Regions from separate parts of the Homo sapiens genome. Here region 1 is linked to region 2. Evidence: read pairs that join two places in POLR2A ChIA-PET (ENCODE). Cell type or tissue: K562. All regions are shown on one strand. Region 1 overlaps ARHGEF4 (Rho guanine nucleotide exchange factor 4). Region 2 overlaps PLEKHB2 (pleckstrin homology domain containing B2).

Region 1 (5,000 bases), 76 kb before region 2:
GGGGGAGGCCAAAATGGCGCGTCTCTGCGAGTAACCGAGGATGCGGATTCAGCTGGGGCTCCCCGGCTGCTTGTCTGGAAACGGAGTGCATGTGACCGCTGGGTGAGCGACCCGCGCTTGCATCTGTGTAGGTTGAGTCAGGTGTGTGGAAGACCCCCGGGCACCGCTGCGCATGTTACCTGCAGTTGTTTTTCCCGTTTTAGGCCTTAAAATACGTGGTGTCAGTCTTCCCACGGGCAGAGCCCCTCTGCCCCCCTTGCACGTGGGCCCTCTGAAGCCCCCACCCCTGCTGCACAAACTGCGGGTGTTCACAGCTGCCCCCACCCTGCACGTCTGGTAGGTGGGCAGGGTGGGGAGGGCAGTGGCGGTCACAGGGAGTAGCTGGAGGCAGAGCCTGGCAGCGTTGCCCTTCTGGAGGCTGTCAGAACCTCAGAGGCACAGGAGGGGATCCCGCTCCCTGCCCTGGGCTATTTGAGTCTCAAATGTGCACCTCCATTGGGACCTTCTCCCACAATAGAACAGCCAGTTTCACAGCCCTGCTGTGTCTCAAGAGTCAGTCTCCGCTCCCTGCAGGCAGAGAGGCAGCCTGGACTCCTTGCCCCTTGGGCCTGCCTGGCTTGTGTCTTGGCTCAGGTGCAGCTGTGCCTACGAGCACCAAAAAGGGCCTCTGCCCAGAAACGCACCCAGCGCAATAGCATCGGAGGTGGAGCATGACTCTGATGTCCTACGAAACTGTCTCTGACCTCACAGAGCCACATTTTGTCTTGGTGACAACACAAACAGTTCACATTTCTCCTAACTCTAAATTAGAGTACCTCCCGAGTGGGAGGCTGTGCAGAAGGGGCTGACATCCTTACATTGGTGGGAGACACAGGAGGAGAGCTTGCTCACGGCACGTGTCCCTCTGCCAGGGTGCGACAAAGGCAATTAACACCTCCTCCCCTCCTCCCCAAGGTCTTCCAGCTGACTGGGCAGGACAAGTGTGGGGCTTGTCCCTAATGGTGCCTGGAAGCTGGCCTCTCTGTGAAGCCCTCCTCTTGCCCGACACCTGGTGACCTTCCCTGGCAGCTATGTGGGGGGCCACCTATGCCGGACCCAGTCCCACCTGCAGGGACAGGCAGCATAAAGGAAAGGGGAATGGGGGCACCAGGCTTCTGCTCAGGGCTCATTTAAGGGAACCTAGAGACAGAGGGTGACACCTCACCTGGTTAATATCAGGCAGGAACCTCCTGAGAAGGGAAGCAGTGGGAAAATGAGCCATGTTGAGTGTGTCGGGTCACCTCCTGACAGCCTGTGTCACAGACCCCAGGTCAGGGCCATGTCACCTACAGCTCACGCTCTCACTGGTGTCCCCAGACCGCCATGTCTGCTTCCTTCTTTCCCTGGAGCCTCATTCTTCAGGGCCTCAGCGGGGTGAGCCAGCTCCCCACTGTGGCTGGTGGGCTCCTACCATATGGTCGCCTGAGCCCTCCTGTCTCATCTCATCTGAGTGGCAGCAGCAGCTCATGATCTGGAGGCCACCTGCAGAAGGTCTTTGTGGCTGGGAATGAGAGCAGTGGCCCCCTGTGGAAGCCTGCTGCCCCCAGGAATAACCCAGGGCTCTGTGCCTGGGACCCCGTGGAGGCCTCTGGAGGTCTGCAGCCCCCGCGTGGCTGCCGCGCTGTGAGGGTTCCTGGGCTCACAGGCTCATGTGTCACTCTGAGGAGAGCGTCCATCAGGACTGGAGCAGGTTTTACCCCCAGGAAAGAGAAGGTTTGTCCTTCCCTGAACTTGCTTGCTCAGGACCCCTGGAGGAAAGCACCATCCCAAGCAGGCTCTGGAGCTTCAGTGCTCCAGTGGCCAGCCCCAGCCCTCACCCTGCCCATTCAGGCAGAGGCCTCTTAGCTGGAACACAGGACTGGCCCCACTCTTGGTTTCCATGTTGAGGTGAGGATTCACACAGTGCTTAGGGAGTACCCAGTGAAGTGAAAGGAGGGCTCCTGGGATGGGAGCTCAGAGGAGGGCCTGTTTGTGACATTCCCATCCTTGACCGCCCCCACAGCTGTGACAGCCAGTGCCAACACCTGGTCCTAGCAGGGAGGGTCGTGGACCTCACCTCCTGTGCAGCCCCAGCCCACTCCTCCTCTCCTGCCCTAAGGCCCTAGAACTGCTCATCATTCAGGGAGCAGAAACAGATCCCATGTTAGGAGAAAGCAGGGGTCAGCCCCATGGCGTACAAGGGCTGCCTGGGAGAGGCAGGGGAGCGTCCAGTGTCTTAGTCCACACCACTCTGGAGCAAGGCACTCTGCTGGTTATTTGAGCAGAGAGAAGCATGTGAAGAATGGTCGGCTAGGTATAATGTGGTTGACTGGGTAACACTGCATAAGAGCAGTCCTGAAGTGCCTGTCACAGAGGTAGCAGCTGCAAAACGTTTCTGCTTCTCCTAGAACTTGGGAAATGAAGAGAAGAGGTTGGACTAACTCAAACTTAGGATCACAGGGCTTGGGACCTAGAGCTCTAAGAAGGGGCATTGCTCAGCTGGTGCTGGCATCTCTGGGGCTTGGGATGGGAGCAGGGGTGCCATGAGGTTGGTTCTGCAAGTGTTGAAAAACACACAGTAAACAAGCTCCAATCACTCCAATGGCAGGGCACTGTCTACCTGGATGAAGGGGCATTGTGGTTGGTGGCTGACCTTACAGGCAATGCTCATCCACAAGAAGCCCACAGGAGGGCACCAGCCCCCAGCCCCTCCCTCCTGCAGCCTTGCAGCCCAGCCTCTCCCTCCTGCAGCCTTGCAGCCCTCAGCCTCTCCTTCCTGCAGCCTTGCAGCGCCCAGCCCCTCCCTCCTGCAGCCTTGCAGCCCCCAGGCCCTCCCTCCTGCAGCCTTGCAGCCCAGCCTCTCCCTCCTGCAGCCTTGCAGCCCTCAGCCTCTCCCTCCTGCAGCCTTGCAGCGCCCAGCCTCTCCCTCCTGCAGCCTTGCAGCCCAGCCTCTCCCTCCTGCAGCCTTGCAGCCCTCAGCCCCTCCCTCCTGCAGCCTTGCAGTGCCCAGCCCCTCCCTCCTGCAGCCTTGCAGCCCCCAGGAATTCTGGATTGGGAATGCTAACAGGGAGCAGTTGGCAGTCCCAGTGACAGGATCAGATTCTGTGGTCAGTTCACTTCCGGCTCCATCACTGAGCCTTGATAATCTAGACATGCCCAGAACATAGCCCCTGCCCCAGGAAAGCCCTGCTCCTGTCAGAGGCAGCCTTGTCAGCTCCTCTGTAAAGAAGTCAGGATCCCCTCTTCCCAGGGCTGCTGAGGGAGTGGAGACAGAGAGCAGGGAGGCCCAGGCAGCCTCCCCCACTGACCCGCCTGCCCGTGGCTCTCTCGGCAGCTCATCAGCGATGGCAGTGTGGTCTGCGCTGAAGCACTCTGGGACCATGTCACCATGGACGACCAGGAGCTGGGCTTCAAAGCTGGGGACGTCATCGAAGTGATGGATGCCACCAACAGAGAGTGGTGGTGGGGCCGGGTCGCCGATGGCGAGGGCTGGTTTCCAGCCAGCTTCGTTCGGGTATGGTTCCAAGCCCCAGCTTCTCCCAAGTTGGGCCCATAAAAAGCTACCTGGTTCTGCAGAGAAATCCAAGCCCAAAACAGCTCTGGCATCCTAGGTGCAGAGCACTGGGTGGTGGGTGTCGGGGCGCAGTGTCACAGCCTTCCTCCTCCTGGAGAGCCACTACTCCTGCTCCCATTCCTCTTCTGGTGAGCCCTCGGGGGCCAGAGAGGAGAGCAGTCGAGAAATGAGTGTGTGCAGACACTAGGCACCCCTCTGCGATACCCCCGCAACTCCAGGCGCTAGACATTTCCCAAGCCCTGAAGAGCACTGATAGGGGACTGCTCACCTCACACACAGCCCCGGGAGTGGGAACCATGACTTACACCTGAAGAAGTTGAGGCACGGTCAAGTTATTAGCCCTGGAGATAGCAGAGAGGGGACCTGGATTCCATCTAAGGGGGTCTCCAGTCTTCAAGGAAGGAATCCAGGTGCAGTCTCCAAAAGGCCTGGCTCAGGGCGTCCAAGCTGAGGGCCGTCCGGCGGGGAGGTCCCAGGCCCTGGTGTTCAGATGCTCCTCCTGCCCCAGATCCCCTGGGAAACTGTCCACTCCGCACCCTAAGCCTTTCCCCAAGTTGCATGTTAGCCAGCGGGCGCGCCACCCATCCCCCTGCTTCTGCCCGCTGGGGCTGGCAGGAGCAGGCACTGGTTCAGGAACTGCAGCAAGCGCTCCAGCCTCTGTGCCGGGCACAAGCAGGGTCTAGGAAGGAGGCCAAATCGGTATTCGGATCACACTGACGGCGGCTGCGGGCGTCGGAGTCGTCATTCCTCGGTCCAGGACTTGCGTGGGTGGCGTGGTGGGGGGAGCTGGCCGGCCAGTCCTCAGCCCTGCGCCCCGTACACCCTGCGGGGCCTCCGAGGCCCGGTTCCCGCCGCTGCGGCGCAGGGCGCGGGGCGTTGCTCCGAGGGATGCGGGGCACTGACCGGCCACGCATGGCCTGCAGCTGAGGGTGAATCAGGACGAGCCCGCGGATGACGACGCCCCTCTGGCCGGGAACAGCGGAGCGGAGGACGGCGGGGCGGAGGCGCAGAGCAGCAAGGACCAGATGCGGACCAACGTCATCAACGAGATCCTCAGCACTGAGCGGGACTACATCAAGCACCTGCGCGACATCTGCGAGGTGAGGCCCGGCCGGCGGGCGGTGACTGGGGACCCGGTCGGGGGAGGCCTAACCACGTCCGCCCGCAGGGCTACGTCCGGCAGTGCCGCAAGCGCGCAGACATGTTCAGCGAGGAGCAGCTGCGTACCATCTTCGGGAACATCGAGGACATCTACCGCTGCCAGAAGGCCTTCGTGAAGGCCCTGGAGCAGAGGTTCAACCGCGAGCGCCCACACCTGAGCGAGCTGGGTGCCTGCTTCCTGGAGCATGTGAGCGCGCGGCCCCCGGCCCCTACCTGGGCGCTGCGTTCACAGAGGCTGCCGCGGGCG
Region 2 (5,000 bases):
GCAGAATATTTTATATTCCAGGCTCATCCTCTAATTTTTTTCCATCTCTTGGTCTTTTTTTTTTTTTTTTTTAGCTCTTCATTTCAGAGAGATTTCTTCCATCTTGATCTTTCCAACTCTTGTATTGAATTTTTAATTTTGGTTATTATTTTTAATTGAGAGCTCTGAATATTTCTTTTTATTCTTGTTTTTTTTTTTTTTGAGATGGAGTCTCACTCCAGTCACCCAGGCTGGAGTGCAGTGGCACTATCTCGGCTCACTGCAAGCTCCGCCTCCCGGGTTCACGCCATTCTCCTGCCTCAGCCTCCTGAGTAGCTGGGACTACAGGAGCCTGCCACCACGCCCAACTAATTTTTGTATTTTTAGTAGAGACGGGGTTTCACCATGTTGGCCAGGCTGGTCTCGAACTCCTGACCTCAAGTGATCTACTCTCCTCGGCCTCCTAAAGTGTTGGGATTATAGGCGTGAGCCACTGTGGCCAGCTGTAAAGTAATATTTTTAAAGTTTTCTTTTGTACCCAGCATTGTCTCTGATTCTTGAGGTTTTTTTCTTGAAAATTTTATTTTCTTTAATCTCTATCTTTTATGGTCTAGATTTTTCTCCAGTGTCTGATTGTGGTACTGTGAAATGTTTATTTTGTCTTTGACCTCATTTCCTGCCTTACAACTCCTATTTAATACAATCCTTAAAAATCTCCAAAATGATGTCTTTTTGTATGCTAATGATTGATTGATGGCCTGCAGACTCCCTTCAGGATGGGAGCTGGTCATCTGAAACACCTATGCGACTTTAGAGGGTTGGAACTTTCATGTCTGCCCCCCAACCTTCCAGGAAGGAGAGAGGGGTTCAAGGTGATGTTGATCACCAGTGGCTGTTGGTTTAATCAATCATGCTAATGTAATGAGGCCTCCATAAAAACCCAAAAGGATTGGGTTTGGGGAGCCTCCAGAATAGCCGAACACCTGGAGGTTCCTGGAGGGAGGGTGGTGTGCCTGGAGAGGCCTGAACACTAACACCTTGCCCTATACATCTCTTCATCTGTGTCCTTTGTAATACCCTTTATAATAAACTGGTAAATATAAGTCATTGTTTACCTGAATTTTGTGAGCTGCTCTAGCAAATTAATCAAACACAGGGAGATGGGGGAATTCTAATAGACCTAAAGAAAGAAACTAAAGCAAAAATTACTATAAATAGAGAGTTTATTTAGGCCAGATTTGAGGACAGCAACCTGGGAAGCATAGATTCAAGTTGCTCTGAATATATGCTTTGAGTAGCAACAGTTAGAAGTGGGATTTTAAAGGGCAAAAATAGGGGCAGTTTCTAAGTTGAACATAAACTATTGGTTGGCTGTATATTGTTCTTTGTACCACACATTCCAGGAACATGAAGAAAATGATTGAGGGTCACATTGTGTAACTTGTAGTAACAGTCTTGGTAATTTATCAGCTTGTCTGGAAACTACAGGAAAGGGAAGATTAAAAAAACCCCAAGTCCCTTTAAACAGTTAACCCTGAGCGTGGCTGGGGCTGTGGTAACTAAAGACCCATTTTCTAAATTTTGCCGGCTTTATGTTCTTCAGATTGCTCTGAGCTACTTTTCTTTCTCACTGACTTAAAGCTAGTTGATCACATGTTCCAGAGGCCCTGACTTGTGGCTGGTGTCTGAAGGGTGGGCAGTCTTGTGGGACTGAGCCCTCAACCTGTGGGATCTGATGCTATCTCCAGGTAGATAGTGTGACAGTTGAATTGCAGGACACCTAGTTGGTGTTCGCTGAAGAATTTTTTTTTTTTTTTGAGACCGGGTCTCACTCCTGCCCAGGTTGGAATGTAGTGGTGTGATCACGGCTCACTGCAACCTCCCCATCCCAGGCTCAAGTGGTCCTCTTACCTCAGCCCCCCAGTAGCTGGGACTACAGGTGTGTGCCACCATGCCCCGCTGATTTTTGTATGGATGAGGTTTCACCATGTTGCCTAGGCTAGTCTCAAACTCCTGAGCTCAAGTGGTCCCCTGACCTTCTCCTCCTAAAATGTTGGGATTACAGATGCGCAACACTGTGCATGGGCCTGCTGCATAATTGATTTCTTGCTTGGTATGTGGGGAGAAACCCTCACACATTTGGTCACAGAAGTCTTCTATGTTGATTGTTGTGACGTGAGAGCAGAGGAAAAACAGTATTTTTTTCTACTCAGACTGATGATACTTGCTCTGTATTCCTATTTAAGAGAGGTACTGAAAAGCTGATTGGAAGTCTGTGTGTTTGCTTCAAGTCTGTCTCTTGGTGAGCTTCTCTGGAGGGTGTTAGGCAAAGTTTGGCTTTTTCATTACAGAACACCCAGTTGTCAGTATCAGTGAGCCTTTCCTCTTGGGACTATGCCTTTGCTCTGAGCTAGAGTCTGAGAAGTAAGGAAGAAGATGGAGAATTTGACTTTCACGGACTATATTCTTCTAAGTGTGGCCTGCGACTTTAAGCTGTGTGTAGTGTGGCCACGCCCAGTCTCCAGAGGCATCATCTTCAGGATCAGGGAGGGTCCCTGTCTGCTTGGGTAGGGTGCCTAGTGACCCCTTTGAAGACTTTCCATTAATTCTTCTGATTTCTCCCCACCTCTAGAATTCTCTCTTACCCCCAATTTCTGAGTCTGTTTTTATGTGGCAGGAGTTGGCTTGCTGTGTTTTGGCTTCTGTTAGCACATAACAAAGTAGAGGTGGCCATATTTTATGTTAGTTGACACTTGTCTGTTTGTCTTAGAACTTTCAAAATGTTGTGTCTCGTCTGCTTTTGTCTGCTGCTGTTCTCTGTGGATTTATGCCTTGTTTTCTCCTTAACTCTCATTTTAGTTGCATTTCAGGAGGGAGTGGCCCAGGCTGGAGTGCAGTGGCGTGATCTCAGCTCACTGCAAGCTCCGCCTCCTGGGTTCGCACCATTCTCCTGCCTCAGCCTCCCGAGTAGCTGGGACTACAGGCGCCCGCCCCCACGCCCGGCTAATTTTTGTATTTTTAGTAGAGACGGGGTTTCATCGTGTTAGCCAGGATGGTCTCCATCTCCTGACCTCGTGATCCACCCTCCTCAGCCTCCCAAAGTGCTGGGATTACAGGCGTGAGCCATGGCCCATCCCTGCCCTGGAGACATTTTGCCCATTGTCTTGGTGATTAACATTGGACTTCTTGTTACTTATGCAAATTTCTGCAGCAGGCTTGAATTTCTCCCCAGAAAATGGGTTTTTCTTTTCTGTTGCATCATCAGTTGGCAAATTTTCCAAACTTTTATGCTCTGCTTCTTCTTGAAGGCTTTGCTGCTTAGAAATTTCTTTTACTAGATACCCTAAATCATCTCTCTCAAGTTCAAACTTCCACAGATCTCTAGGACAGGGACAAAATACCACCAGTCTCTTTACATAACAATAGTGACCTTTACTCCAGTTCCCAACTAGTTCCTCATCTCCATCTGAGACCAGTGCAGCCTGGACCTTATTGTCCATATCACTATCAGCATTTTGGTCAAAGCCACTCAGCAAGTCTCTAGGAAGTTCCAAACTTTCCCACATCTTTCTGTCTTCTTCTGAGCCCTCCAAACTGTTCCAACCTCTGCCTTTTACCTGTTTCCAAAGTTGCTTCCACATTTTCAGTTATCTTTTCAGTAGCATTCCGCTGTACTGGTACCAGTTTACTGTATTAGTCTGTTCTCACGCTGCTAATAAAGATATACCCAAGACTGGGTGATTTATAAAGGAAGGAGGTTTAGTTGACTCACAGTTCCACATGGCTGGGGAGTTCTCACAATCATGGTGGAAGGCAAATGAGGAACAAAGTCATGTCTTACATGGTGGCAGGCAAGAGAACTTGTGCGGGGAACTCCCATTTATAAAACTGTCAGATCTTGTGAGACTTATTCACTACCATGAGAACAGTATGGGGGAAACTGTCCCCATGATTCAGTTATCTCCACCTGGCCTCACTGTTGACATGTGGGGATTATTACAATTCAAGGTGAGATTTGGGTAGGAATAAAGCCAAACCATTATCAGAAAGTATGTCTTTTTTTTTTTTTTTTTTTTTTTTTTTTTTTGAGATGGAGTCTGGCTCTTTTGCCAGGCTAGAGTGCAGTGGCATGATCTTGACTCACTGCAGTCTCCGCCTCCCGGGATCAAGTGATTCTTCTGCCTCAGCCTCCCGAGTAGCTGGGACTACAGGCATGCGCCACCATGCCCAGCTAATTTTTAATATTTTTAGTAGAGACGGGGTTTCACCATATTGGCCAGGATGGTCTCGATCTCTTGATCTCGTGATCCACCTGCCTCAGTCTCCCAAAATGCCGGGATTACAGGCGTGAGCTACTGCGCCCTCCAGAAGGTATGTCTTTTCTTTAACACATTCTACTGTAATATATCTCATTTTAATCATCTTATACCCAGGGTACCTTTCAGCCTTAGTTGGTTGTAATAGACTGTAATTTTTACTTTGAATTTTACACTTGTGTCACAATTTAGCCATTAGATTCTCTTTCTTCAGCTGAGTGGCTTCTTGATGCTTTCTGAAGGCACTCTTGAAAGCATCTGTGCTTTTTGATAATAAGATATCCTGCCCCTAAACTGTAACTAGCTCATTTTCAAAGAGTACTGGCTTGTTTTAGAGGAGACTAGTGGTAGAGATAAAAATCTGCTCTGGGAGGTACATGAGATTGTTCCACAGAATGAGGAGAGGTAGACAGGATGACATAAGATAAGAAGCTACTTGAGTCAGCAGAGGAATTACTCTTTTAAAAAGTGAAGAGTTTCTGTTGCTAATTCCAGTTTAAGTTCTTTTCTGTCTCATAATCTGATTTCCCCTTTCTCTAATAGTTTTATTTTATATAGGCACATGAAAGATACGTTTATAATGTCCTCTAGATGTAGACATTTCCATTTCTTTTTTCTTTTTGAATCTTACTCAAGTGGCCCGAGTTGTTTCCCAAGTCTGCTGTTCAGTTTCTCCTTGTTGCCATCCCTTGAGACTCAACTGCC

Evidence for each region. Peaks named below come from ENCODE experiments on the same cell type or tissue, not always from the same donor. Only the 100,000 strongest peaks of a DNase experiment are listed, where the experiment ranks them.
Region 1: POLR2A ChIA-PET joins it to region 2 with 5 read pairs; 5 of 35 experiments call an interaction of 5 or more read pairs at or near these places.

The regions. Positions count from the first base shown.
Region 1 is chr2:131,035,501-131,040,500 of GRCh38, forward strand. It overlaps ARHGEF4 (Rho guanine nucleotide exchange factor 4), which reads left to right. Exons shown (of 14, transcript NM_001367493.1): 6 at 3,353-3,532; 7 at 4,516-4,692; 8 at 4,761-4,940. Among named protein-coding and RNA genes, the nearest start is that of SMIM39, 2.9 kb to the left of the region's middle. In K562, no CTCF peak of the experiment used is centred here; a DNase peak (open chromatin) is centred at 2,329; H3K27me3 peaks cover 2,132 bases.
Region 2 is chr2:131,111,307-131,116,306 of GRCh38, forward strand. The region is part of intron 1 of PLEKHB2 (pleckstrin homology domain containing B2); the gene reads left to right. Among named protein-coding and RNA genes, the nearest start is that of PLEKHB2, 8.5 kb to the left of the region's middle. RefSeq lists an enhancer at 2,594-3,183. In K562, no CTCF peak of the experiment used is centred here; DNase peaks (open chromatin) are centred at 2,515 and 4,665.